4 separate regions of the Homo sapiens genome follow, and regions 1, 3 and 4 are each linked to region 2. The links are chromatin contacts, found by Hi-C or POLR2A ChIA-PET in ENCODE. All regions are on one chromosome and are shown on one strand. The core of a region is the stretch at or near the end of the contact, and the rest is flanking DNA. Distances in the headings are between cores, read along the strand shown.

What was found. Hi-C counts contacts between places; a loop is a spot of excess contacts on that map. ChIA-PET counts read pairs that join two places held with the same protein, here RNA polymerase II (POLR2A). Pooled maps may share reads with other maps.
Region 1: a pooled map shows a loop between it and region 2 (5-fold over the local background). The contact joins the enhancer-like site here to the promoter of CCSAP in region 2. A Hi-C loop is called at or near these places in 3 of 37 single-sample maps with no recorded cell type and 6 of 50 pooled maps.
Region 3: a loop to region 2 is called in a pooled map, with 7 times the contacts of the local background. The contact joins the enhancer-like site here to the promoter of CCSAP in region 2. A Hi-C loop is called at or near these places in 7 of 50 pooled maps.
Region 4: a loop to region 2 is called in a pooled map, with 11 times the contacts of the local background. The contact joins the promoter of TRIM11 here to the promoter of CCSAP in region 2. A Hi-C loop is called at or near these places in 1 of 37 single-sample maps with no recorded cell type and 8 of 50 pooled maps. POLR2A ChIA-PET finds 5 or more read pairs at or near these places in 2 of 52 experiments (Caco-2 and endothelial cell of umbilical vein).

Annotation. Positions count from the first base shown.
Region 1 is chr1:230,108,750-230,114,385 of GRCh38, forward strand. All of the region lies in intron 1 of GALNT2 (polypeptide N-acetylgalactosaminyltransferase 2), which reads left to right. Among named protein-coding and RNA genes, the nearest start is that of GALNT2, 44 kb to the left of the region's middle. RefSeq lists enhancers at 1,059-1,118, 1,749-1,808, 1,819-1,898, 2,936-3,602, 4,501-5,636. Within about 2 kb of position 1,307, at least 6 of the 41 ENCODE cell types and tissues checked have a DNase peak (open chromatin) inside an H3K27ac peak, as active enhancers do.
Region 2 is chr1:229,341,712-229,348,024 of GRCh38, forward strand. CCSAP (centriole, cilia and spindle associated protein) reads right to left here and starts at 1,336. Exons shown (of 4, transcript NM_145257.5): 1 at 1,201-1,336; 2 at 388-802. The coding sequence starts at 754. RefSeq lists silencers at 385-584, 785-1,644, 2,491-2,785.
Region 3 is chr1:228,792,739-228,798,552 of GRCh38, forward strand. No RefSeq gene overlaps it. Among named protein-coding and RNA genes, the nearest start is that of RHOU, 60 kb to the left of the region's middle. Within about 2 kb of position 1,518, at least 2 of the 41 ENCODE cell types and tissues checked have a DNase peak (open chromatin) inside an H3K27ac peak, as active enhancers do.
Region 4 is chr1:228,405,417-228,410,988 of GRCh38, forward strand. It overlaps TRIM11 (tripartite motif containing 11), which reads right to left and starts at 1,419. Exons shown (of 6, transcript NM_145214.3): 1 at 738-1,419. The coding sequence starts at 1,145. It overlaps TRIM17 (tripartite motif containing 17), which reads right to left. Exons shown (of 7, transcript NM_016102.4): 4 at 5,530-5,572; 5 at 3,973-3,995; 6 at 3,756-3,859; 7 at 2,519-3,335. The coding sequence ends at 2,785. LOC124904537 (a long non-coding RNA gene) reads left to right here and starts at 3,855. Exons shown (of 2, transcript XR_007066918.1): 1 at 3,855-4,318; 2 at 5,269-5,572. RefSeq lists silencers at 1,131-1,370, 1,431-1,520, 1,661-1,730 and enhancers at 2,081-2,130, 2,322-2,981.

The DNA.
Region 1 (5,636 bases), core at 57-2,556, 770 kb after region 2:
ACACTGTAGGGTATCAGTTGTTTAACTTCGTGACCGTGTGGCTGACTGAGAGCTGTGAATCACTGACATTGCCCGGCATTGTCAGAGACTATCCGACCGCATATCGCTAGCCCAGGATAAGAGCAGAATTCCAGATTTGAAGTACAGTTTCTACTGAAGGCATATTGCTTTCGCACCATCGTGAAGTCAGAATTGTTAAGTCGAGCCATGGTAAGTTGGAGACCATCTGAATAACAGGATGAGATGTAGAGCAGGATATATATGTTAGAAACAAAGTTTCGCGAACAGTGCAAACGTTTTCTAGATGGACTATCCTACTCTTCTCTATCTCATTAAACACTTTGCTGGCAGCAACTCACTGAGTTGAATTCCCGCTCCACCAGTAGCCTCCCCTGGGCGTTGGAAGGCTCTGCCCTCTGATGGGGGTCTCCCTGGGAGCTGCGGCTGCGGACCCCCGTAGATGGGATGCAGCTGCCCAGTGTGGTCCTTGCCTTTGCAGGTGAGCGGGTGCAGGGAGGTGCGGGGTGGGGTGGCGGCTGCAGCAGTGGTGGTTGGGGGCCCTGCAGGCTCCCTCGGGGTGTAGCAGGGACATGGTGTGGTGGTTAACAGGAGTAGGCCACTCATGTGGGACGTCAGGACTAGTGCCACAAAGGCAGCCCTGTCACACGAACAGGTTCTTGGGGGACAGAGGTCTGTCTGGGACTGGCTAATGACCTGGAAAGACTGGAGAGGCACCATTGTCCACCACCAGATGTATGGCTGCAGGGTAGGAGTAGACTTAAGAAGGAACACTGTTGGCTGGGCGCAGTGGCTCACGCATGTAATCCCAGCACTTCGGGAGGCCGAGGCAGGTGGATCACCTGAGGTCAGAAGTTCAAGAACAGCCTGGTCAACATGGTGAAACCCCATCTCTACTAAATATACAAAAATTAGCTGGGCGTGGTGGCAGGTGCCTGTAATCCCAGCTACTCTGGAGGCTGAGGCAGAAGAATCACTTGAACCTGGGAGGCGGAGGTCGCAGTGAGTTGAGAGATCACGCCATTGCCCTCCAGCCTGGGCAACAAGAGCGAAACTTCGTCTCCAAAAAAAAAAAAAAGAAGGAACACTGTTAGGGAGGCAGTCAGTGAGCCTCAAGTCAGAAAGACAAACAAGCTCATTTTATGCATTTGCTAACATTTGACCTCTTCTGGGACGCGTAGGTCTCTCAAGTTCTGTTTCTGTTTCCTGTCACGCAGATCAGAGATGTGAAACAGACCTGGTGTACACCCGTCTGGGGTAGCACTGGGAGCCACGGCGTCCTGGCAGAGCAGGTGTGCCTCCCACAGGCTGATGCAGCCGTTCTCTGTGCAGAGGCTGAGCCATCCTAGGAGCAGCTGTGGGGTGAAAGTGTCCTTCCTTAAACTTAGTGCTCCTGCTCATTCTCTCAGTATGGCTAATAGCTCATTTAAATATACTATGGTGGTTTTTAATTTTTGTGACTCATTCCCTCCCCTCCTCACCTGTGTTTTTCCTGTGTGTCAGGGACATTTTAGGGGGACCAAAAGGATCTCTGTCTCTGCTCTGTGCTTGCTCTGAGGTTGAATAGAGAATGTTCAGGGCTGTTCTTATTTGAGTCACTGGAGCTGTTGTGAGCTCTGACGGCCTGGGAGCCCCACTACTGTCACATGAGGACAGGGCGTGGGGTGGCTCAAGCATGGCCGCTTGGGGTTGGGTCCTAGTGCTGTCATGTTGGAGGTGTCTGACCTTTGCACTAAGTTTCCCCACTTACACTAAATGGGGATAATCAAAGCTTTGTGTGGGGATTAAGTGAGTTAATGTAACCAGAACACTTAGAATGGTGTGCTGCATACAGTGATAATGCAGAACTACTCACTGCTGCTGGAGTGCGCTGTTATATTCTTTATTAGGTCCTCAGACTTTTTCTATGCCTAAGCCTTGAGGGTCTCTCTCAGCTGTGCTTTTCTGTTTTTTTTTTTTTTGTCTTCAATAGATTTTTCTAGGGTCTTTTCTGGTAAAAAGAGACTGGGAATGCAAATACATTGAGCATGAGTTGAGAGGAGTTTGGACATCAGCCTGACCGTGGAAAACTGGGGAGGCGTGGAGTATATAGTTTCCTCTGGGTGGGTTACTGACAGACCATGGGAGTTCTGGGGAAAATGTATGCTCTTCTCTTTAAGTACAAGCCACCATTGCCAGGCAGAAGCTGATAAAGTAATTAGAATTGTTGTTCATACCTGACTTGCAGGAATGTGTGTGCGTGTGTCTGCATGCGTGTGTACGTATATATACTGTGCATGCATATTTGTGTGTGTGTACATACATATGTACACACTGCATGTGTCTGCATTTATGTACATATGGGCATGTGGCATGGGCATATGGCACATGCGTATCTGTGCATGCACACATGTACACAGCACACATGCACACATGCAGTGCATAGTATGCCTGCATGTACATGTGCGTACCATGCATGCATGTACCTACACGTGTGCATACTAATTTGTGCACACGTGCACACTGCAATGTGTACTTACATGCAAGCCTACGATATGTGTTTGCAGGCACATACATGTTCACACACTGCCCATGCACATTTGCATACACATGTGTGCATGGAACATATGCAGTACAACACAAGTGTGTTTGCATACATGTACAAACACACATGTGTATTTACCTACATTTCAAGGTGAACCCTCCCCAGAAGGCTCTGCTCAATGAGACTCTGAAAGTGTTCAAAAGCATGGTCTGAGAAAGCATCCCTCCTTCAGGGCATGTACCCAAGTAGTCTTTCTCTTGCTGGCTGAAATCATCAGGGATTGTTTCCAAGTTTTAACTTCTGATTTTCACTCTTTTAAATCCCAGAGCCGATACTTGAACAGAAGTAAGTTTGCTGTTACACCTCTCACTTTGATTAGCTTGTTGCGTTAAATTAATTGTCAGATTGCCTGAAACCAAAGCTTCTTAAAATGAACACTGGTTCACTCGGGAAATTTTTGCAAGATCAAAAATGGAAGACTGTGTCACTGATGAAAGGGAGAGATAGCCAGAATACAAAATCTAGAGCTTTGGACCTGAAATCTGGCTGCAAGATGGTTTTTTCCTGTCTTACCTAAGAAGTGGCCCCCAGGATTCACATACCAGTAGCCTCTTTTTGTTATTCTTTTTTTTTTTTTTAAACATATCCCCTTGTTAAAGATCCTCTTGATTGCAAGCAAAAGCAGCCTACTGTGCAGGCTGGCTTAAGCAGAAAAGGGAATTTATTGTGGGGACATGGTGGGGAGGTGTCTCATTACTGAGAGGAAGAAGGCTGGCTGGCCTCAGAAGGCATGAGAACTGGGACCTGGGTCCAGCCCAGTCCATGGTGGCCACAGCTGGATCTCAGCTCTGCTCCTCCAGGCCAGGTGGCTGCTTTCTCCTCTCTCTGCAGTGGGATTTTCTCTGCCCAGGACTCATGTGTCTACCTGTGGGTCTAATCTCCTAGCATAGGCTGAGCCTGCACCTCCTTGAGAAAACAGATTAGCTTAGCTTAGTCTGAGTGTTCACTCCAGGCGCACCCTGAGAGGGAGTGCAGCCTGCACATGGGGTGGGTAGTTCTTAAAGGGAGCCTGCCTCCAGAGGCGCCGGGGGAGGGGGGGGGCCTGCATTTAGAGTGTGTGCGTGGAGCATGTAGCTTGTTCCTGTTTTCATGGAGTCGCAGAGATCAGAAAGCATTTATGCCTGTTTCTGACAGAGATGCACACAGCTGGTCTGAATGGGCAGGATTGGGGTGAGGGCAGTGGAGGAGGGATCTGGCCACACAGGCAGTCTGCTGTGAGGGCCACTTCAAGCCACTCTTCCCTTGCTGAGCTGTGATTCGTTCTTTTCCAAGTGACTTAAACAGAGGCCTTTTCTCTTGTTTGTGGGGATGAGGATGGCGAAGGGAGGAGGAGGGAGAGGGTGGCTGAGTGGAGGAAGCGCAGTTGTGCTGCGGAGATTCCTGCTCTGCAGCTTGTCTGCTGTGGATTGGCCCAGGGGGTAGGTGGCACAGTGTGTGTGGCAGGGGGGTGGGGGGGACCAGGCCTGGCTCCGCTGGTCCACTCTTGGGCTGTGAGCCAGGACAAAATCTTATACCAAGCAAGCATCTTTTCCAGTAAAATAGAGTGTCTCCATGCCCTTAGGAACTGCCTGGGACAGCCTCATTCTGTCCTGGATTTTGTTCTGGGCTCTGCTGCCTGTTGAGCGTGGACCAGTGACCTCGTAACTGTGGCAGAGGTGAAGGTCTCAGCACCTTCTGTGTGCCCTCTTGCATGTGTGTTTGCCAGCATGCTTGGGGCTTTCTTCAGGTGTTTCTGGCCTGAGGAAGTGTCTTACCCCCATGTTATTTGTGTGGCTGCACAGCATCTGGAGGGAGGGATAGAGCCCCAGCGCTGGGCACATCGGATCTGTGCTCTGAACAGCTCTGTTGATGCCAGAGCTGCCTGACTTGCTCTGTGTGGTGCTGTGAAGGTCAGGCTTGGAGAGTGAGGAGCTGCTGAAAAAGGGTGAGTTTTGTTCTCTTCTTCCAGGGCTCAGTCTTCCTTGTACCAGTTTCTTTCTCTGTTCTTCTCTCCTTGACTCAGGAATCCAGTTTGCGCAGCACTTACATGGCGGGCAAACTCCAGTTTATACCTGGAGCTGCAGGGCGGAGCTGCTGTCAGCTGGGAGCTGTTATTGAGGAACAGCTGTGGTAGAGGTGGATAAGAAGAAGACCTGACCCCACCTGCTGGGGCAAGAAGCCTGCATAGCACAGCTAAACAGCCATGTGGGACAACGGCTGAGCAATGACAGTGGAACCCAGTGTCCCATGCAAAGTGCTCAAGAAGTGGACGGGATGGATCGCTGCTGAGTGGCTCTTGAGGAGCTCAGAGTATCTTGGGGCTGATGTTGCCTGTTGGGACTTTCCCCAGCACAGACAGCGTGCGGGATTTCAGATGCTCTTCTCCTTGCCTTCAGAAGCCCAGGGAGTGTTGGCAGCTTGTTTGCACCTGATCAGATAAAAGAGGTCATGATCTCTGTGAAGGTCTTTTCGGGGAAGGGGTCACTGGCCTTGCCAAATGTGGGAAGCGAGGCCTCTTCCCAGTTCTGCCTGTGACTCAATGGCTGTGGCTCAGGGCAAGTCATTGGATTTGTTTTTTGTTTTTTTTTTCAGAATAACGTCAGCATGTGCTGAGCATCTGACTCACGGGGTGAGGCAGTGAATGAAGGACTTCATCTCCGTGAAGTGCTTGACGTGATAGAATGAAAACCCTTGCGTTCCCAGCCTTGGCTGTCAGAGTCTCATTTTAAGGAAAGCCGTTTTTGACGTGTGTTTCCTTTCAGTTCGGAGCTGGCTTCTGTTAGGACAGGGGGTTTCTGCCCACTTAGCTGTGTCTCTGGTAATCTGAGATTCTTGGAAACGGGCCACAGTGATTCCTCTGGCCACATTCAGGGTCAGGTTTTCAGTTCGTCTTCCTGGTGTTTCCGCGCCTCATTCTAGGGGGAGGTTTAGTCGTTCCTTTCTCTGCTGTCCCCCAGTAGCTTCCGGCCATTCCTTGTGAAGGAATCTTCCTAAGTCAATTTTCCCTGGTGAAGACTGAGCCCTGGAAGAAGAGAACAAATCTCATCCTTTGTCA
Region 2 (6,313 bases), core at 86-2,585:
GAATCTGATTAAAGCTGGGGCTCCTCTGATCAAAAATGGGCGCCTAGAAATAAGCAGATGGGACTCAGTGGTTCGCCAAGAAATAAGATGGGATTCAGAGGTTTGCCAAGCCGCAGAGGCCCGCGAGGAAAGACCCCAGACTCAGCCAGCGGCGCTTCAATTGAGTTCACCGCTGGCTCGACCGAAAGCCACCTAATTAAGGAAATAAAGGGTGGCAAAGGCTGCCACCTTCCCTATTTTGTCAAGAGAGACGGATTCTGTCAACCGAAAAAAAAAAAAGGAAGAGCCAGCCCCGAGTGGCGCAAGAAATAAGAGATCAGCTGCTCAGAGCTTAGAGCAAACCGTCCCTGCGTGCAGGCCCCTCGCGCTCCCCTCCGGGCCGGGTACCTGGCAGAGCCGCGTCCTCCGCGTCCTCGGCCTCCGCGTCCCCGGCCTCCGCGTCCTGCTCCTCCGGGGCCCCGCGCGCCCGCCGTTCCGCCTCCTCCTGGGTCGCCGGCTCTACGGGCGGCGGGGGCGAGGGCGGGGCGCACCGGGGTGCGGGGCCCCCGGCGCCCGACGACTCTGACGACGCCGAGTCCTCCGAGGAGCCGGCCGGGCCCCAGTCGTCCCAGAGCCAGGGCGCGTGCGCCTGCTCCAGCAGCCGGCGGCCTAGGCGGTAGTGCAGCAGCTCGCGGTAGCACGGCCCGTACTCCTCCCAGCGCGGCTCCTGGTAGCGCTTCATGTACTCGCTCTTCACCCCGCTCCCCGGGGACATGGTGCCGTCCGCCGCCTCGAGCGCCAGCCGCTCCTCGCTGCCCGCAGCCTACGGGACCCGGTACACGACACAGAGGCCGCCCCGCCCCTCCGCCGGCCCTGCCCGCCGCGACGTTTAAACCCGGAGCCCCGCCCGGACGGGAGCAGGGGGCGGGTCCCGGCGAGGGCGGGGAGGGGGCGGGGCGGGGGCGGCCTCACCCGGCGGCCGGGACCAAGAGCAGAGGCGGGGACCGGGGCTGCTGGGGTCGAGGGGCGCGCCGCCGAGGAGGGCTGCTCAGTGGGCGGAAGGCAGGGAGGCTGCGGGCTGGGGCGAGGGGACCGCAGGAGACTGGGGCTGAGCGGGAGGAGGAGCGAGGGAGGGGAGCGGCGGGGCCCGTGATCGGGTGGTCCTGGGGTCTCCGGAGGCGTCCCCTGAGCTAGGCGTGCGGTCCCGCGGGGCTGCCTTACCTCCTTCCCGCCGCGCCCGGCCGATCCTCTGCGCCCAGGCCCGAGGCGCGCGTGGCGCAGCAGCTAAAGCGCAGCTCGCTCTCCCGCGCGCTTTCCTCCTGAGCAAGATGTCGCCGCGGCGGCCCGCGCTCCAGCTGCAGGCGGGAGGCGGTGGCGCCGCCTCAGTCCCGGAGCCTCCACGCGCGCTCCCGGCCCCCGGGCCTCCGCCCGCTCCGTGGGGGCGGCTGCTTCCGTAGAGAGCGCGAGGCGCGGGGGTGCGGGCGTGCCTGCCAGTCCGAGGGGCCCAGGCCCAGGTCCCTGGCCCACTTATTTGAGGTGCCCGTCCACCCTGGTCCCAGCAGACGCTGTCCCAGGCACGCGTCACTCTGCAGGAGTCGTCAGTTAGGGGCAAGAGATGATCCCTCCAGATATGCAGCCCCCCCAGGCTGCGGCCGGGGGCGACACTCTCTGTCCTCACTCGAAACCTACCGGTTCTTCCTCTCTGTGTTCACAACACCTGTTACTCTGGCTTTAACTCCCTTTTATATCTACACTCCCCAAATTCTTTTAGATTTTGATCAAAACCATTTCACTCGCTCAGAGATTCGTTTGCACATAAAAGCTTGACAGATTAACTTACGTTGTGCAGAAGTATACAAAGTTGTCCCATTTGTTACAGTTTCAAAAGTGGCCCCACACTCTTTTCCCTTTTTACACATAAAACCTTCACAGATCCAGTTACTTTGTGCAGAAGTATACAACGTTGCCCCATTTGTTACAGTTTCAAAAGTGGCCCCGCACTGTTTTCCCTTTTTGCTCATAAAACCTCCACAGATCCGGCTGAGCGCTGTGGCTCACGCCTGTAATCCCAGCATTTTGGGAGGCCGAGGCGGGTGGCTCACGAGGTCAGGAGATCGAGACCATCCTGGCTAACACAGTGAAACCCCATCTCTACTAAAAAAATAAAAATAAAAAGAATTAGCCCGGCGTGGTGGTGAACGGCTGTAGTCCCAGCTACTCGGGAGCCTGAGGCAGGAGAATGGCGTGAACCCGGGAGGCGGAGCTTGCAGTGAGCCTAGATTGCGCCACTGCACTCCAGCCTGGGCGACAGAGCAAGACTCCGTCTCAAAAAAAATAAAAAATAAAAAATAAAAACCTTCACAGATCCAGTTACATTGTACAGAAGAATACAACGTTGCCCCATTTGTTACAGTTTCAGAAGTGGTCCTGCACTATTTTCCCTTTCTTAAAAAAAGAGCCTTGATACAGTAGCTGCAAAAAGATTTGAAAGGAAAAAACTTTTGGAAAATCTAAATATATATATAGCAGTTAAAAAGCAAGCCCAGGCCGTGAGTAGCGCTCACGGCTTCCACGTCAGGATTCCCACGAATTCACCTACTTTCTACGTGTCCGCATCCTGCCTCCCACCACCACCGCCCACCTCATCATAGCTAAATGATTCAGAGGCGGCTACTGGCCCAAATGGGGCGGGTCAGACCGTCTGCTCTGAAAACTTGAAGTTACTAGTCCAATCATTAGCACGGGATTGTGTTAATGGCAGTTTTCTGGACGGAAACTCCAGGATACCCTGCTGCTAATGAGTCCGCGGACGCCATGATTTCTCCCCTTCCCAACTTTATTTTCTGTTCCTTGACTTACATTAGGGACATTCTAATGCACTTTCCTTTTGTTTAAGCTGGCTGGGGTTGGTTTCTGATGTTTGCAACCAAAGTAGCCTTAATAAAGATTGAATAAGGTGGGGAAATGGTTATATGTAGTTCTATGGGACATGCAGGACACCATCGGTTTCAGCTTTTGCTGCATAATTCACTCCAAAACTCAGTGGTTTAAAACAGCTAAGATTTATTATTTCTTATGATTCTGAGGGTTAGCTGGGCAGTTCCTCCGCAGTTGGATTCTGATGGAGAGACAGCAGGGCTGGAAGTTTCAAGATGACCTCCTGATATAGTTGGGATAATTCCTCCAAATCTGAAGTTGAAATTGATCCCCAATGTTGGAGGTGGGGCCTAGTGGGAAGTGTGTGGGTCATGGGGGCAGATCCCTCATGCATGGCTTGGTGCCATTCTTCAGTAACGAGTGAGTTCTCACTCTTTTAGTTTGCATGAGAGCTTGTTGTTCAAAAAGAGCCTGGCATGTCCTCCTCTCTCTCTCTCACTCCCTTTCTCTCTCCATGTGACATGACAGCTCCCCTTCCCCTTCCACCATGATTGGAAGCTCCCTGAGGCCTCACCAGAAGCAGATGCTGACACTGTGCTTCCTGTATAGCCTGCAGAACCATGAGCCAAATAAACCTGTTTTATTTATAAATTACCCAGCCTCCGGTATTCCTTTATAACAGCACAAAACAAACTAGTACACCTCCCTTACATAACTGGCAGTGGGGTGGGCTGTGGGCTGGGCCGTCTTGGTCACATCCTCCAGAAGCCTGGACTGGCATCTCAAGGTCATATACATCTCCTGCTGCATTCTCACGTTCAAAGAAATCACAAGGCTAAGAGTCAAGGGAGAGAAATGAACTTCCCTTCTGCATAAGAGGAGCAGCAAATTCACATTCCAAAAGGGATTGCATACCGGGTGAAGGAATTTGCGGGCATATTTTACAATCTTCAACACAACACACACACACACACACACACACAAATATAAGGGCACTCTGGGAGGCCAAGGCAGGCGGATCACCTGAGGTCAGGAGTTCAAGACCAACCTGGCCAACATGGCGAAACCTCATTTTTACTAAAAATACAAAAATTAGCTGGACTTGGTGGTGCATGCTTGTAGTCCCAGCTACTCCGGAGGCTGACAGGAGAATTACTTGAACCTGAGAGGCAGAGGTAAGCTGAGATCATACCACTGCACTCTAACCTGAGCGACTGCACCCTATTTACAAGAGAGGCTTGCAAATATCTGGCTTTTCTAGGTTCTACACTGGCATGGGAATTCATAAAAAGTGTCAAGTAGATAGCGGATGTCTCCTGAGTATGTTTGTATTTGGAAGGGGCAGTCGGGGGCTGGGGACGGGGGGAGAGAGAGGGAGAGAGAACAGCACCATCCAGAGACAAATGGGAAGGAGAGGGCAGTGGATGGAAGGAGCACTGTGTGGGAGGAGTGGGTACAGAGCACGTGAATTGGGGAGGAGTCAGGAGGAGTGGGTACACAGCATGTGAGTTGGAAGATCAGCTTTTTCTCAGAAGCAAGGAAGAGGGAAGTTGAGGAAGCCCTCGGAGGATGGCCTCCCCTGGCTCAGAAGAAGAAAATTATTGAGATAGGATGGGCTGGCAAGCTGAGGGAGTGATAGTGCCAGAGGCTTAGGGTGGAAGGGCTCCAAGAGGTTCAGCCACACCCCCCGAGAGGTGGACAGCCTTCATGTCCCTGTGAGGCTGCCTGTTCTGCTCCTGGCCAGACTCGGTCGCCAGCAGATTTTCTCATGTGGAATCTGTATGCCTGTGTGGCAAATATCTATTGTTTATCTTTCAGGAGTGCAGCTCCAGGCCCTTTTTTTTTGGAGATGGAGTCTCACTCTGTCGCCCAGGCTGGAGTGCAGTGGCGCGATCTTGGCTCACTGCAACTCCCCTTCCTGAGTTCAAGCTATTCCCCTGCCTCAGCCTCCTGAGTAGCTGGGACTACAGGCACCTGCCACCATGCCCGGCTAGATTTTGTATTTTTAGTAGAGACAGAGTTTCACCATGTTGGCCACGCTGGTCTTGAACTCCTGACCTCAGGTGATCCATCTGCCTCGGCCTCTCAAAGTGCTGGGATTACAGCATGAGCCACTGTGCCTGGCCAGATCTTCCTTTCTATTGGCTCCCCAATCTCCATCAGAGGAAGATGCCCCTCCTCGCCCAGGGCTGCCTCCCATCCAGGGCTTCCTCTGCCAAAATTGAGGGCACAGATCCTCCCTCTCCTGCCTATGCCTGGATCTTGCAGCCTGGTTTCTGGAGTCCCCTTGGTTTCTCTTAAATTTCCACCCTTTCCATTTTTTCTGTGAGCCTCTTAGGCCAGGGGTTCTGGTACCATCTATGGCCTGTTAGGTTCTGAGCCGCATTGCAAGAGGTGAGCGGCATGTGAACAATTACCACCTGAGCTCAGCCTCCTGTCAGATCAGCAGCAGGATTAGATTCTCATAGGAGTGCGAACCCTTTTATGAACTGTGCATGCGAGGGATCTAAGTTGCGCACTCCTTATGAGAATCTGTCTAATGCCTGATGATCTAAGGTGGAACAGTTTCATCACTAAACCACGCTGCCTTGCTGCCCCACATCTGTAGAAAAATTGTCTTCCACGAAACTAGTCCTTGGTGCCAACAAGGTTGGGGACCGCTGCCTTAGGTCATTCCTAAAAGTTCCCTCTAGCTTAAGAAACCAGTCCCAAGCCAGTAACATTTGCCACTGTTCTGTCTTTTAATCTTTGCTCATCGGTCCTCATCTCATCTGCAGAACAAATTGACACCCTCGTCCATTGTGGCTGTCCTTCAGTACTGTATGAACAAGGGCTCCTCTGGAGGGAGGCTTACCTCCTCTGTTCTAGAAATACGATCTTATAGGTTATGCTTATGACTATAGTAGATTTTTTAACAGCTAGACCTTACATATGGTCAATTATGTCCCAGAGAGGAGTCCTTCCCACCCCATGAGTGCTGTCCAGTTTGGTCTTTCTCATCAAGTTCTTGTTATTTTAACACAAAGGCAAATGTATAAATGGACACGTATTGCTTCATCTGCTCACTGCTCTTCCCTGTCCCCCTGTGGTTCTCCTGGGGCTGTCAACCCCAGCCTCCCACTCTGTCCCCATCTATAGGGAAAGGGAAGTGACCTGGGCTTGGCCAATCAGATCATCTTATGCCCCTGGCAACAGCTGCGCATGTGATGGAAGAATCTTTGTCTATAATTGGAATACCAAGAAGTTCTCTTTTGCTGGTGGTCTTTGGCTCAGACAATATAAGCTTGAGGCTATTAAGTGGCACTTTCTCCAGCTATAGGGAGGAAGTCCTTTTCCAGTGCGAGAAGAAGAGGCCAGCCTTCAGCAGGAAAGCAGAGCTCAAAGACAAAGAGAAGGAAAGAGAGTCCCAGTGACATTGGTTGAACCCCTGGCTCTAGCTCTGCCTGAGCCCACAAAT
Region 3 (5,814 bases), core at 268-2,767, 550 kb before region 2:
GAAGAGAGGAGAGGGTTGGTGTGTGTCAAGGACTTTGAGTGCCCTGCTCAGGAGTTCAGATTTCATCCTAGAAGCAACAGGACACCACCAACAATTTCAATGCACTTGAATTTTGGCAGCTGTGTTGGAAGTGACTGATGTGGGAAGAGGCTGTAAAGGGGGGTGAGGGGGTGGCCTTTGGAGGTCTTTGAGTGCCCCAGGCAGGAGACAGGAAGAGACAATGGAAATGGGGCAGCAGAGGCCAAGGACAGAAAATAGGAGCTCCCTTTAACCTAGAATCTGCTAAGCAGGGTGGGTTAAAGGAGAGGTAAGAGAAAGAATAACTTTGAGGTTTCTAATGTGAACAGCTGAGTAAAAGGAAAAAGGAATTGTAGCAGTGGATGTTACCCCAACTGACATCTTAGAGTGCCCCATAAGAAGACCCTGGAGGCTTTGTCTCTGCAGAACATTTTTGTGCACTGTTTCCTTCCTGCACAGCCCTCCCTGGTGGCCTGGTTTGGTGTCTTGGTTGTGGTCTCCTGTCTGGTTTCTGCATCTATGCCGAGGCCTTTCAAAGAAAAGTTTAATCTGAACAATCCCATGACATTGGCACTGGGTGCTCTTGACTCCAAGGCCTTCGGCTTCTGCTCTGCTTCATCCTACTCTTCTTGTTTCCTACCTTGGCTTCCAGAACTCTAGCCCAGGGGCCCTTCTTGTCCAGATTAATAGGGAGGGAAGAAGAGGAGAAAACTGTTTTTGACATGTTAGGCTAAAAGTGTCTGTGGGACATCCGTGCAGAGATTTCCAGTGGGCAGGTAGGAAAGAGTTCAGAGGAGAGGAAGGAACCATGTTTAGAAGCCGAAGACATAGAAGAATGACCAAAATTACTCAAAAAGACCATACATGGGAGAGCTAAAAGAGAAGGAAAACTGAAAATTGACCTATAGGCAATGCCATTTGAGGTGGATATGACATGAAATTCCAGGGAAGAAGAATGAGGAAAGACAATCACAAAAATCACAGTGGACAAAACGGGGAATGTGTGCTAGAGTCAGAGGAGGATTTTTGAAGAAGAAGGAGGAGGAATGAACATCTGTATAAAATTGTTGCACAGAAGTGATTTTATTTAAACATTAAACATTAAAACATTTACTAGCCTTCCACTATATGACAATTGCTATACCAGGAATAGGGTTATCAGAAGTAAATCAGGTTCAGTCCCTGCCTGTAAGGATCCTCCAGTCTAGTAGAAGATAAAAACATAAATAGACAAGTGGAATAAATTGTAGGTTACACAGAGAACTAAAAATCAAACATATTGAACAGGTGGGAACAGACTTCCATGGCTTCAGAAAGGTGATGACTTTCAAGACCAGACAGGAGCTATGTGCAGGTGTCCACAAGGTGAACCATCGGAGAGTTTCAGAGAGAGGAAGGACTAGGAGCTCCCACAGAGCTGGTAGAGTAAGTATGGCCAAGGATGAAGGATGAAGTAAGGGGCAGAGAGAGACATGAGTTTGAAGAATGTTCATGGTTCAGACTACTGAGGGCTTTGTAGTTTGGAGCAACAGGATTTTTGCTCATTTGTGAGTTTCCTGTGCCAAACCACAAATGGAGTGACTCAAAACAAGAGAAATTTATTTTCTCACAATTCTGAAAGTCAAAAGTCTTAAATCCAGGTGTGAGCAGGGCTGCACAGCCTCTAGGGGCTCTAGGGAAGAATCTGTTTGTAGCCTTTTCCATCTTCTGGTGGTTGTTGGCTTGTGGCCACAACACTTCAAACTATCCCTCTGTGGTGACATCGCCTCCTTCTTTCACTGTGATCTCCCCCTTCCTCCCTCTTATAAAGATACTTGTGATGGCATTTAGGGCCATGGTTCAAGCTTATCTCCACATCTCAAGATTCTTAACTCATTTGCAAAACCCCTTTTTCCATATAAGCTCACATTTATAGGCTTCAGGGATTAGGACCTGCATATATTTGGGGGCTGTAATTCAGCTTGCTACAGTCAGGGTTGGCAATTAGTTATACCTTCCTGGGAGTAAAAGACAGAATGGATTGGAGAGACCCATACTGGAGTCAAGAACATCATCACTTTGGAGATTACAGAAGACATACAGGTTAAGAGGTGACTGAGACCTGAACTAAGAGAGCAGTGGAGGTGGGGATGGGAGTGAGATCTCAGTGGAAAAGTGTCAGTAGGGTTGGGTGGTTCTCAGTGTCTCAGTGGGGTCCTGGGGACAGAAGCCCAATCACACATATCGAAAGCGACAGCAGATTTCACTTCTTTTCAGTCATCTACCGGGTACTGAGCTAGTTGTCAAAGGCAATGATAAGCCAGCATGTGTCTGATAGCGTGGGAAGGAGCTCTGAAAACAGGACCAGAAAGGAAACGGAGGTGGGGAAACAGATTCTCTAATTCCTGAGCATCTTTGAAGAAATCCACTGTAGGCTGTGTCATTCTGTCTCTCTCCCACTGCAACCAGAAACCATCTAGTAGGGTGGTGGAAGATATTAATTGACTAAAAATCCTTTGAAATTTTGAGGCATAAAAAATTCCATCTAAGAAATTTGCTTATAAATAGGCCCTGAAATAGGCAATCTAGATCCCAAAGCCACTTGCAAGGTAGGAATGGAGGAACGGCCTTCTGCAAGCTCTGTTTTTTCTGCAGTCAGGTGACTTGGACTCACCAAGACCTCCAGCCAGTGCCACAGGCCAGGACCCCCACCCCTCAAGATACCCTAAAGGTCCAGGGATCCCTAGACAGTACGGGAGTGCAATACCAGACTGCTAGCTTCAAGGGACTCAAGCAGTAACCTTGGGGCCTGATAATGCCAGGTCATTTGCACCTAAAATCGTATAGCATTGCATCTCCATCACATACAGGCACAGGATAGCTGAGTTTCTACAGGTTCATCGGCTTTTGTGTACCAAAGGGGTCATATGAATGGCAATTTGGTTGTATCTAGTCCTCGTCTTCTGCTCCTGCCTCCCGAATGATGCTGCCTCCTAGGAATGCTGCCTCCCCTGTCCTGGCTGCCAACTGGCCAGTGCGCTGGGTGAAGCTGCTGTTCTCCCAAACAGGCTGGCTCCTCCTCTGCACTGTCTGCCTCAGGCCCTGAGTGCCAGGGTAGGCTCTGTTTTGTGCAGGAGCCTTCACTCTGTGTCTCCTGGCACCAAAGCCACATCTGGTGAAACTTGGTGGCTTCTCTCCCTGCCTGTAGCCCTTCTCCATGTGGGGCTGAGATCTAAGTCCAGGGCCCAGAGCTGGAGGACCAGTGTCTGAACAGGCGCCAGGGTTCCTCCCCATCCCATCCCCCAACCTGTTGTTAGGGGGTGCAAATTCCTCTTCCCCCCATCCTCCATACTCTTCTTCACTAGAAAAATGCCCTAATGCAAACTGGTTTCTATGAGGCCCCCCTTAGTTTTGACTGATTCCAAGGCAAGTGCTATCCATTATGCATTCTAAAAATTTTTATGTGAGCTCTTCCTATTTGTCAGCCAGTGTACTAGCTAGCAAAGCTAACAAGTAACAAAAGTGTACTAACAAAACAGACTTGAAGCATAAAAATATGCCTTGGTGGCTGGGAGCAGTGGCTCACGCCTGTAATCCCAGCACTTTGGGAGTCCGAGGCGGGTGGATCACAAGGTCAGGAGTTCGAGACCAGCCTGGCCAATATGGAGAAACCCCCATCTCTACTAAAAAATACAAAGAAATTAGCCGGGTGTGGCGGTGCATGCCTGTAATCCCAGCTACTCGGGAGACTGAGGCAGGGGAATTGCTTGAGCCCGGGAGGCAGAGGTTGCAGTGAACAGAGATCGTGCCACTGCACTCCAGCCTGGGTGACAGAGGGAGACTCCGTCTCAAAAAAAAAGAAGAAAGAAATATGCCTTGGGTGTTCCAATGCACGTGCACTTTCACTGATGAACTTATGAACTTATTCATAACTGTGTGCACTACTATGCTAGCTACAGGAGACGATCTTTGCATGTGGGCCTATATTTGTAAATGAGTTGTTATCTATTTTTTAAAAAATAGGTCTAGAAAGGAAAAATTCTTATTTCTCCCTCTACTTACTTTCTTAGGAACTAAAGTGCTTGATTTAGTGCTTGATTTCTCTTTTTTTAAAAAATTTTTTTGTGAGACAGAGTCTTGCTCTGTCGCCCAGGCTGGAGTGCACTGGCACGATCTCGGCTCATTGCAACCTCCGCCTCCTGGGTTCAAGTGATTCTCCTGCTTCAACCGCCTGAGCAGCTGGGATTACAGACGTGCATCACCACGCCCAGCTAATTTTTCTATTTTTAGTAGAGACGGGGTTTCATCATATTGGCCAGGCTGGTCTCGAACTCCTGACCTCAGGCCTCCCAAAGTGCTGGGATTACAGGCGTGAGCAACTGTGCCTGGCCTGTCTTGTTTTAAGTTACCCCATTTGTGGTTTGGCACAGGAAACTCATAAATGAACAAAAACCCTGTTGCTCCAAACTATAAAGCCCTCAGTAGTCTGAACCATGAACATTCTTCAAACTCACATCTCTCTCTGCCCCTTACTTCATCCTCACCCATGGCCATACTTACGTTGCCAGCTCTCTGCTTTCTGTAACCCCTCTGTTCTTTTTGAAGATAGGGAAGGACACCAACCTTGCCAACCATTCAGAAAGGGAATTTGGTAAAATATCATTTTAAAGATGTAATCTTATTATAAAAATGTAAAAATTATAGGGTAATTTTTAAGGTCTCTTTTTGTTATAAATATGAATCAATCATAAACCTGTGTCATGGGCATTTGGAGCTGAGCCTGGCTGCTGAGACTGCATGATCCAACACACAGAGCTGACAGGTGAGCTAGCTGGGGCTGTGCACATACCTGCAGGCAGACCCACATATATCCATGTGAGTCTGTGTACATGGACATGCATATATGTGTACACCAATACACACAGACTCTTGGTTACACAGATATACATACCCGTATCTGTAGATAAAGTTTTCACTAACCTGGTAGTGTTTTAGTGTGGAGTGAGAGGCTCATTTTGTAAAATAATAACCTTTTGTAGGAACAGCTCCAAGAAGAGGGAGATCCACAAATTAAAAGTGCTGTGTGTGAGCGTGTGGCTGCAGGGAGACATGTGTGAGAGACAGAGAAGGTATGGACAGGTGAGCCAGATAAAGTTAACCCCAGGCCAAGGAGGAGCAAGGTGGAAAATCAAAGGGGATTGTGCAGCCACCTCTGTGAGCAGAGACTGTCAGGACAGAGGAGGAACTTGCAGGGGACACTGATGGGCTGTTTATTCCCGTAGCATGAATTATATGAGACTTAGACCTCAGCAGCAAGGAAACAAAAGGTCAAATAACAGAATGCGGATTATGGGAAAGAGTGGAGTGCAGGCCTGTGGGAGTGAGTCTGTCTGGTCCATAGGGCCAAGGCTCAATACAGGCCTACCTGACTTGAAGGAGCCCAAGCTAGTGAGTTGGCTGTGGCCAGGCAGAGCCAGCCTGCACTCCAAGGCAGGCAGGGAGAAGCATGACCTCCAGCTTTGACGTCAGGCAGGGGTCTCAGCCTTCCCAGCTGGGGTGATGAAAGAATGACTAAGCTTTCTTTAAAAGAGAAATCAATGGAGGACTTTAGAGCTGGATGTCCATTCTACCATGTTGCACTGATTTCTGAGATTCTATTTTATTTTGTAGCTTTTTAAAAAATTAACATTTGCTCATTAAAAAAAGGCAAAGATACCCACTCTTATAGTCCGTGTTGACTTTGTGGACCTTACCTAAGGAATTGTACCTACCACCCTCAACCCCTCCAATGCATACCCCCTACGCACACACTCCCTG
Region 4 (5,572 bases), core at 169-2,668, 940 kb before region 2:
CACGTAGGCTCCCAGGAGCACACCTGCAGCAGGTCAGCGAGGAAAGAGGACAGCGGGAGGGAGCGCAGGCCAGGGAACGTGTGCCCCAGGCCCTTCAGCTCGGGTTTTATTTGGGTTTTAAGCAGCAAGACAAGGGGAGAAAAGGCAGGCTGAGCCCTGGCATCTCAGATGGCAGAGATGGCTCCCAGTACCCCACCCAGAAATGCAGGGCAGCCCTGGAGGGGAGGTTAGAGAGGAAACGACTGTGTCCCCCTCATCCTGCCCAGTCTGGGGCTTTCCCAGGACTTAAGTACTGACCTGCTAACACAGTCCCTGCAGGGAGTCCATCTAGGATCGGCCACCTCTGAGGTTCTCCCACTTTCCTCTGATTCCAGCTCCTTGCTGGCCAGGGTATGGCCACATTTTCCTTGCCCCCACTCCACCACCTTCCACCTTCCACCTTCCTCTCTTAGCCTCTATCTATGAGAGGTACGCCCCTCACCCCCGAGAGCAGGGTCTCATTGGCGGCCATGGTCCCAGCCTCAAGGGGCCTGGTTGAAACAGGCTGTGTCATGAGCCCCCACAGCCACCCTGCGCGACACCCCCCTCACAGGCCCACAGCAGGCTGCATCCTGAGCTCCCCGCCCTAGACAGAGACAGATTACTCCCGGAGCAGTCCCCCAAACCTCCCACCCGCCCAGGCCTCCCCAGTCCCCGGCTCCCCGACGCCCCTGCACGCCACCCCCGCCCAGGAGCACCTTGAGGTCTTCGGCCGCGTCCTGCAGCGGCCGCACGCGGTGCGCCCAGTGCTCCCCAGAGCGCTCGCAGGCCGCACACAGGAGGCGCAGCTCGTCGCCACAGAAGGCGGCCAGTGGCTCGCGGTGCGCGGGGCACACGCCCTGCGGGACCGGCGACGGCGGGTGCAGGCGCCGCGCCATCTCGGCCATCTTAGCAAGCGGGCGGTTGGGCCGCAGGTTCCTCTGCGGGGACAGCTCGCGGCACTCGGGGCACGCGTACGGGCCCTCGGGCTGGCCCCAGCAGCGCCGGATGCACTCGCGGCAGAAGTTGTGGCCGCAGTCGGTCATCACCGGATCCGTGAAGTAGTCGAGGCAGATGGCGCAGGTGGCCTCCTCCTGGAGGTTGGTGGACAGGTCGGGGGCGGCCATGGCGCGGACAGAGGGGAGGAAGGCGGTACTGTCCGCGGGGCGGCGGCGGGCGGCCTCGGCAGCTCGCGGGGACGCGGGGTATCCGGGTGCGGCGGCGCAGGCTCGGGCACTCCGGGGCGCGAGGCTCGGGACTCCCGGGTGCTCGGGCTCCGGGGCGCGGGGACTCCAGGGCGCAGGACTCTGGGTTTCGGTAGCGCTGGGCGCGTAGGCTCCGAGCGCTCGGGGGACGCGGGACGTAGGGATCCCGGATGCCGGCAGGAAGAGGAGCCGAGGCGGAAGCAGGAAGCGACTGGGTGGGTTTTGTGTGTTTTTTTTTTTTTTTTTTTTTTTTTTTTTTTTTTTTTGGAACAACCCGCTTTTGCCTCCGATTGGCCGCTGCCAGTCACGCGGCCCGCGGGCGGGACGGAATTGGAGAGCTTTCACTTGCTGACCTGGCGTCACCACCGCTCCGGTTCTTGTGGCCAGGTCTTTTACCCCTGCCCTGGGGAGGACTCAGGCGCAGGGGAGGGATGGGGACAGGGGGCGGGGCGCAGGGGAGGGATGGGGACAGGGGGCGGGGCGCAGGGGAGGGATGGAGCAGGGGGCAGGGCAAGGAGGGATGGGGACTCAGGGCGGGGCACACGGAAGCAACTGCAAGGACTAAGGGAGTCCGCAGCCTGGGGCATTGGAGCCCTTCGCCATACCCCTAGTGCGTCCTCACCCCCTCAGCCCGTGCTTCCCAGGGCGGGTATCCTCGGAAGGCCCGGCCCTCACAGCCTTGGCAGGCCAAGGTCAGAATGATTGGAGTTGGGGGATGGGACGGGGGCATCCCTCCAGGACCAGCTCTCCAGGAGGCCCACATTCTTTCTGCGGGAACCACTCCAAAGGGGCATGCTGTTCCAGGCAGCCCCTCGCGCAGACACTCCGGCTTTGTCGAGGTAGGAGTACGCTTACTCTGGAATTCTGCCTTGCTAGTGACTGACACAGGCTGTTAAAGTGCTTGACCCTGCAGGGGTGGGTGGGGGGTTCCTTGGAAAAGGTAAGGGCGCTGTGGAAAAGAGGCCCCTACATAAATCCTAATCTCTTTGGGATTTTGCCCCTGCTCGTGCAACTTTGGGGATCGAACGGGATGGGGGTGGGCAGCTCTGAGGCTTTTTACGGGTTCAGCCTTTCCCATTTTCCCCCATCGAAGGACCCAATAGGATGCATAGGACATTTCTATGGGCAGCCTGGGACCATCCCTGACACAGCAACCACCCCCGCTCCTCCCCACCATAGGATATTTCTACTTCTTTGACAGAGTAACCTAAACCCCTGGGGGGGCTGGGAGCCACAGATTCCTGTCATTCCAAAGTGGGGGTGGGGGCATGGCTAAAAAAAACGTGACCACGCTGTTCCTGGTGTGTAGGTATGGATTTAGAAATCGGTCCACTCAGAACGCAGGGGCTTTCAAAAGTTTCCTCTAGGAAGCATCTGTCAGTATACCCTCTTAATGTTTGACAGTTCTAATCACAATTATATTTAGAATTTGAGAAACCCCCCTGTGTGTCTAATGGCTGCCAGCGTGATGCCAGAGAACCCTGGCAGGTGGCCTGCAGTAAGCAGAAGGCCCACACCTTCTGCAGAGCCAGGAGCAGTGCCCGAGTCCCCCGGTCTGTGTCTATCCTTTCACCCACATGGTCACTGTGGAGATGACCATCTGACCAGACTTCGGAGCCCCCAGGCAGAAGAAAGGCTGCAGGGGGCCTGGGAAGGTGGCCTGGGAGTAGGTGTGCAGGTGGGACCCATCGCTTACACTGTAGAAGGACACTTCCCCGGCTTCGAAGTCCAGGAAGATGCCCATGTGGCTGGGAGGCTCCATCAGCATGACCGGGGTTAGGGCAGAGAAGGTGGATAAGTACTTGGTCCCCTTGGACAGCTGCACCACCCAGAAGCCGTTTTCGGGGCACTTGGGGACCCTGTCTTTCCGGCTCACGTTGTCCCTGCACACACCCAGGGCCCACAACGCGTCCCCGGTGATGTTCATGCCCACCTCCCAGTAGTGCCTCCCAGAGGAGAAGGCCGTCTGGCCCACAGCACAGGGGTAAGCCACAAATCGGTCCTTGCTGCAGAACCCACTGCCCTCCGGCGAAGAGCCGAGGTAGCGCCTCTGGCGGCTCTCATACAGGAGGAGGTAGGGGTACGCGGAGGTGGCATCAGGCACCACATCCTCTGTAGATGGGCGTGGTGGTGGAGAGATGGGGAGAGGTGTGGGGCATTCAGGGTCAAAGGTGGGAGTCCCCGGGCCCTAGTGGTGGATGTGGCCAATGGTCCCCTAACTCCGCAGAGGCCTCCCCTGCTGTGAATCTGGGGTTACTTGATGCTTCCACACACCAATTGTGTGTGGGCCTTGGTGGCAATAAGGTACAGGGGGCTGGGCAGAGAGACCACTGGGAACTCAACAAGATTCATCCCATGAATTAGAACCACCAGTAACGCCGCCCTACGAAGGCACAGTGAATAGCCAGTGACCGTCACCAGGCAGTGCACTTGTAGAACCCCCCCCATTGGTGGCTTCCGAGGCTAGGGGGTACAGTGGGGCATCGCCAAGAGATCCTGGGTCAGAGGTCCTGGCCCTGGGTGCCCACTTACCTAGAAAGCCTCTTAGCACTTCAATCTGTCCGGGAACTCTGCACACAGTCCTGGGTCTGGTTGGGGGGGCAACCTCTGGGCACTGCACACTCACGTTGTTCTTCCTCCGGTGGGCACACACAGGGGAGTCTTATTGACTCCCCTGGCCCGACAGTCTTATTGTCCCCCCCGCCCACCGCTGCCACTGCCCCCGCCCCTGCCTGAGGGGACCACATACCTGCTCAGGGGTTCCTTCATGTCCTGCAAAAGACAGGGACGGAGGGTGGGGAGTGAGCCAAGCTCCTGGCTCACCTCAATGTCCCTGCTCCCTTCTTGTCCGTGTCTTAGGGCAAGACCCATCCTGTCCCCTGGGCATTCCCTTCCCACAATTGAGCTTCATGGCACTCCTGAGCCTTCCCCACTGCCCTAGCTCCCACTACCACCAGAGCCCCCAGTGCCTCACCTAAGCTGAGCTACCCTGTCAGCCCACGGCCACACGCCTGAGGTCCTGCAACTCAGGAGAGGCGGAGGGACCCCTTCCAGGCAAGTGGCCACTCAACACTGACCCTCCTCTCCCATTTCAGGTGGGTGCAGCCCACTCAGCAGGAATGGGGTGGGGGCGCAATTGGGTGCAGTTTGGGGAGGGAGGGGGGTGGGTAAGAGACTGAGGCACCTGGGGATTTTCTGTAGCCTCTTTAGGGATTCAGAGTTCCCTAAAGAGATCACTGTTTACTTCTCTGGCCTGGAAGCTACAAGGGACTTGTTTTCCAAAGGCCATATTTCTAGTTGCCAGAGCGTGACCCTAACTCTAGGCAGGGACTCTCATGCAGGTGGCGCGCTTGGCCCTCTGCTCATAGGAGCACCCTTCTACCAGCTGCAGGGGCTTTTCCCTCAGTTGGTCAGCAAACCAATGTAGTGGGTTGTGAACAGGCTGCTTTGTTTTTCCTTTTCCTTTTTTTTTTTTTTCCTAGATGTGATCTCACCATCACCCAGGGTGGAGTGCAGTGGCGCAATAGCTCACTACAGCCTTGAACTCACGGGCTCAAGCAGTCTTCCTGCCTCAGCCTCCTGAGTCCTGGGACCACAGGCGCACGCCACCATGCCCTGCTAATATTTTTAAGTTTTTGTAGAGATGGCGTCTTATCAGCCGTAATCAAGCCCCCTCTCCAGGGCCATGGCACACAGGCTGGTCCCGGCAGACAGGCTGGCTGCTTCACCTCCCCACTGCCGTTGCCACACAACTCACTCCTGGGACAGTGCACCTCCTCCACACCGAGACATGGAGTCCCTGTCCCAAAGCCACACCTGGCTGCCAGGTGTCCCAAGCCACCTCTCTGGACTTGGAAGGAAATGGGGACACTGTCTCAGGTTGGAACCTGTAAGGGGCTGACTTGTGTCCCCACTAATTCACAGGTTGAAGCCTGAACCCTCAGGACCTCAGAATGTGACTGTGTTTGGAGATAGCATCTTTAAGGAGGGAGTTGAGGTCACTGGGGTGGGCCCTAATCCAGTCTGACTGGTGTCTTTATACAAGGAGATGATTAGGACAGAGACGTGCATAGAGAGATGATGCCATGAGGACGCGGGGAGGAGACGGCATCTTCAGGCCTAGGAGAGAGGCTCAGGAGGAACCAGGCCTGCCCGCACCTTGGCCTCAGCCACCCAGCCTCCAGGACTAGCAGACTGGGAGCTAACAGCCCTTTCCCGTTGGCTGCCTCTTCCCCAAGCCCAGCGCCCCCTGCCCATGCCTGTCAGAGCTCACATCCCACCCTGCCTGCCAAGCCTACTGGCTCACCTGCAGCATCTGGAGGGGCCCCTGTGTGCTCCGCTCCTCCAGC